Regions from separate parts of the Homo sapiens genome. Here region 1 is linked to region 2. Evidence: read pairs that join two places in POLR2A ChIA-PET (ENCODE). Cell type or tissue: Panc1. All regions are shown on one strand.

Region 1 (2,500 bases), 770 kb after region 2:
CCCTCAGGGATCATCTATCTGATCTAACTGCCTTCCTGTGCTCCATTGTGCTCGTGGGGAAACTGAGGCTTAGGGAAGGAAAGCAAGAGGGCCCATTGTTTTGGCCTAGACAAGATGGGCTCGGGTGATCGGTGGGGCTGAAGCTCACCTGGCTGCGCAGCTCCCCGCCTCCAGCCCCTGCTAAGATGTGAGGCTGGTGGCTCAAGGCCCCAGGCTTCAGGCTATAGCTGCCCCTGCCCTCTCCACAGCACACCTCTGTCCTGCCACACATTGACCTTTGTTTCAAAGTCACATTCTCTGCACGAGCCCAGCCAGGCAGGGATTGGCGACTGAGACTCAGAGGAGGTAATTTGCTAAGTTGTTGGGAGAAGTGAGCCACAGACTCCAGTCTCCTGACCCAGTCCAGTCTTCTGTTCTCCGTACCGGGGCACTTTACAGGCCTGGGACAGACTTTGGAGGGGGGTTGGGGTGGGAAGTAAGAAGACCTGGCTCTAGTCCCGGCTGTGACACCCACTTATAGGATAGTGGTCCCCCCTATCTGCAGGGAATACATTCCAAGGCCCCAGTAGATGCCTGAAACTTTGGATAAAACCAAACCCCATACATACTATGTTCTTTTCCCTGCAAATACATACCTATTATAAAGTTTTATTTATAAATAAGGCACAGTAAGAGATGAACAACAATAATAATAAAATAGAACAATGATAAAAATATACTGTAATAAAAGTCATGTGACTGTGTTCTCTCTCTTAAAATATCTTACTGTATCGTTCACTCTTCTTGTGAAGACGTGGAATGACACGGTGCCTACGTGATAAGAGGAAGTGAGGTGATGGCGTAAGAATTGTGAAGTAGCGTTAGGCTACTACTGACCTCCAGACATTATCAGAAGGATCAGGTCATCTGCTCCAAGTGATCCTGGACCACCGAGCCATGATGGTGTTGATGGCTGGATGTCAGTAGTGGACTTTGTTGATGACTAACAGGTGGGTAGCGTATATGGACAAAGGGATGATTCACTCCTGGGCGGGACAGACAGGACAGTGCAAGATTTCATCACACTACTCAGAACAGCACAAAATTTAAAGCTTGTAAGTTGTTTATTTCTGGAATTTTCCATTTAATGTTTTTGGACCACAGTTGATCTGGGGTAACTGAAACTTCAGAAAGTGAAACTGCAGCTAAGGGTGACTACTGTACAGTCCTGACCCTCTCTGAGCCTCAGTTTCCTTATCTGTGCAAAAGGGTGGGCAAGAGTGTCTTGGGAGCACTTTCAGGGCTGACATGCTGTGGCCCTCAGGGCTCCACTCTGGGAAGGCAGCTGTGCTGAGCTGGAATGCTGGGCTCGGGGTGGGGGTGCTGGGGAGGGACCCATGTCATGACTCAGCTCAGAGAAGGCTGCCAGTTCCAGGCCTGGGAGTCTGTGGGGGCAAGAGGCATCTGGAGCCAGGGATGAAGTCCTCCCGCCAGCAGCTAAAGAGTAGGAAAGGGATAGCAGCACAGCCTGGGCCTGGCGGCAAGTCTGGTCCATGTGGCTGTCCCCAAGCAGGCTGAGATGTGGGTGTGATTGGGTCATGTGATCAGGGAGCCCCATCCTGGGAGCCAGAGAAGAGAGCAGGATCGGAGGGTGAGGAGACAGTTACAGGTGGAGGGGAGAAACTGGGGAAGTGGCCGAGGCTCCCACCCGCCCCCTTCAATCCTATGCTCGCTCCACTTCCAGTTGTTGGAGAAGGCTCAGTGCTCCACCCCTGCACCACGAACCTCCCCACCAGCCTCGGGATCACTCTAAGGGCTACAGAAAGAGAGCAGCCCGGCGCAGCCCACTCGGTGTTGGAGCCATTCTCTGTGCCACGCTGCTTCTAGGCCCGGGGTCCTCTTTATGTTTCTCCAGGTACCTACAAAGTCCCCTGAACAAAGCAGCAGAAATCGACTAAGATGGGGCCTGGCGTGTGCTCCCGCTGCTCTGGAAGTCCAAACTGGATGGAAGAATAGCGCTGGTTCCCTGGAAGGCTGCTAAGCCCCCTGCACCCCCTCCTCCAGCACAGGCTCGGCTGCCTCTGGCTATCCCACCGCCAATCTCCTCACCTCCAATCTGTCCCCTCCACCTGTTCTCACACCCCAGCCAGAGGGACCTTTCTGAAATACCTATGTGACCTCTCCGGCCCTCCTCTGCTCTCCATCCCCCTCAGGCAAAGGCTGGCTTCTCTGCCCAGCCTTTCAGAATCTTCCGGCCCGGCCCTGACAGCTCCCTCACAACTGAGGGAGGAAGGCGGCTGCCCCTCCAGCTCCCCAGGGCCCAAGCCAGGCCCTCACACTCGTCACTCACTGCATGCTCCTCTCCCCATGAGGCCTCCCCAGGGAACACAATGGAAAGAAATGACCTATTTTCTGGAAGTCCAAAATAAGATGAAACATCTGTCTGGAATGGGGCCAGGCTGATAAAGAACGGGCTGATCTCCCCAGCCCGAGCCCCGCTCTCCTGCAGCAAACACCCCCT
Region 2 (2,500 bases):
CCCCAGCCAAGTAAGAAGGCTTTTGATGAAGTGGTAGGAAACCAAATTCAAATTGACTTAAGCAATAAAAAGTTTTTATTAGTTATCATGGCTTTAAAGTCCAGGCATAGAGCACTGTGCAGTCTTACAGTTCCATGATTTCTCTCATAGTCAAAGATGGCTGCCAACAGCTCCCAGGAAGAGAAGGTCTTCTCTCATAAGCACTGAACCAAATTTTGGACTCTGGGCCAGTTGGACCACCCCTGAACCAATTCCTGTGGTCAAGGGAATGCCACATGCTGATTGGCTTGGGATTCAGATACGAGACTAGTAACCATGATGCAGGCAGGGAGGGTGTGAGATTAAGCTGATTGGCTTAAAGCAGTCAGGTCCTATCCCTGGAGCAGAAGTGGCCTCATCCAGACTTCAAGGTCAAAGGGGGAAAGGGTATTGGAGAGAGAGCCACAATGTCAGCCACATGCAAATGGGGCTCTCAAGTCCAGTGAACTCGAAGTGTGTAATGGCATCTTTTCATGGTCTGTTTGAAATGAAGATGGCATGCGCTGTCATGGTGTAATTAATAATTGGTATTGGCCCAGCACTGGACAATACAAAACTTATCCCTGATAACCACCCCTCCCTTGCATCCCTACAGAGAATTTGTGCACAGAAGACACAAACCAAGGCAGTTACATTTGATCCTCAGTCCTTGTCTGGGCTTTGGCTCCATGCCCAAGCATGACTGCATTGGAACTGGCTATGTCCTTCAGAAACCTTCTTTACCTGGGTAGGCCCAAACAGCTCAGAACTAAAGCCAGCCAAAATGCCCACAATCCCTGCCTCCCCAAGCCCAAACCTGATTCCTTGGAGGCAGGGAGGAAAGGACAGATTCCAGAAATAAGAACCAACAGGACGCCTTTGCCCCAGGGCTCACCCCAACCTTCTCAGGCCTGGACAGAAGCCCCCAGCAGTTCACGGAGCCCTGGAAGAAGAGAGCATTTGCAAAGACAGCCAAACAAAACAGGTAAAGGGCCACACATCCTCAGTCCTGGATGCAGTGTAGTAGACGTTTAATACCCTTCATGGGAACTCTGCCTCCTGGAGCAGGTGACCCAAGCAAAATTTCAGGACTTTGGGGGATAAGGGGCAGCTGTAGAGGGTAGAATGGAGGTGGGTGATTGGCAGTGGGGGACCCGGGAGGTTGATAAGGAATTCTTTGTTCTGACCCACCTATGAAGGCATAATAGAGGGAGGCAGGAGGCAGATCTTGGGCTCCCCCTAGAGGCGTCTGTGCACTCATTCACCAAACACGGCGCCCCTATCCGCTCTGGACACTGCCAGGTGCTGGAGGTGCAGTGCTGAGCAAGGGATGAGGCCCCTGTCCCACGGAGTGCAAGCTTCTCGCTAGAGGAGGCAAACATGAAACACACTTAGACTCAGACCAAAGGAAGTTCCAGGGTGCTGTGTAGAGCCAGCTCTCCAAAGGACCTGAGCTCCCTGCTGCTGCCTTTAAACTGGGAGCCTGGGAAGAGCCAGCTGGGACTCGGAGCTACGCCAGTGGTCAGCCCAGCCACCAAGGCCAAGCTTCTAAGTCACAGAATGGTAAGCCTGGAAAAGACCCTAGAGGCCCCCAAATCCCATTTGTTCGTTTCACGGATGAGGAATCTAAAGCCCAAAAAGAGGAGAAGGCATCATCCGTATGAGACTAGCTGGTGTTTATGGAGCATCTGGGGGCTCCTGATGCTTGGGTAGAAGTAAGACACCCCCCTCCTACCACAATGAGGGGTTTCCCCACCAGCCCCTATGCCCCAGAGCACCTAGGGTCTCCCAGGACTACAAGCAACCCTCTTGCAGCTCAATTCTTCCCACACCCTCACCCCACAGAAAAGGCTTGGAAGCTGTGGGCCCTTCATGTGGGGCTGAAGTCTTAAGACCTGGAGAGCAGCCCCAAGGGTGGAGAAGCGGCTGCTGAAGGGATCAGCATGCGCTGGCACAGGAAGTCTGTTTTCCATGTGTCTGGAACCCAGCCGAAGCTTCCTGGGGTAATTTTAACCAGTATCCACTCTAGAACAATACCAAAAAAGGTAAGTTACTTACCATCCCAGGCAGGCACATACCTAATCACTGGCCTTTCATGAATTAGACCCTTAAGACATTCAGAGCTAAAGCTGCTTTAAGCACTAAAGTCAGAGCAGCCAAGCCACATATTCCTGTCCTGGGCGGTTGGCCCTTTTATTAAAGTTAACTCTAAAGTGCTAGCTATTCTTACCCTCAGAATATAGTCTTAGCCCCTCAGCTGTCTTGTGGGAGGGAAGGTATTTTTAGACCCTAGAACAGCTGATTTGGGATTTGCTGCAGGGGTTAGAGGGCCCAGGGGGAGGATTGAATTGCTAGGGGACAAAATGGGAAGTGGGGAGTTGCATCCAGGGGACTCTTGCATCAAGAGTCAGCATGGGCTTTAGGATATATTAGTCCACACTGCTGTTTTTGGCTTTTTTTTTTTTTTTTTTTTTTTGACAGT

The links. Peaks named below come from ENCODE experiments on the same cell type or tissue, not always from the same donor. Only the 100,000 strongest peaks of a DNase experiment are listed, where the experiment ranks them.
Region 1: POLR2A ChIA-PET joins it to region 2 with 7 read pairs; 1 of 35 experiments calls an interaction of 5 or more read pairs at or near these places.

What each region holds. Positions count from the first base shown.
Region 1 is chr5:150,142,101-150,144,600 of GRCh38, forward strand. The region is part of intron 1 of PDGFRB (platelet derived growth factor receptor beta); the gene reads right to left. Among named protein-coding and RNA genes, the nearest start is that of PDGFRB, 12 kb to the right of the region's middle. In Panc1, no CTCF peak of the experiment used is centred here; a DNase peak (open chromatin) is centred at 991; H3K27ac peaks cover 730 bases.
Region 2 is chr5:149,370,291-149,372,790 of GRCh38, forward strand. No RefSeq gene overlaps it. Among named protein-coding and RNA genes, the nearest start is that of IL17B, 7.8 kb to the right of the region's middle. RefSeq lists a silencer at 1,175-1,324. In Panc1, a CTCF peak has its summit at 1,254 (motif pointing left); a DNase peak (open chromatin) is centred at 1,239.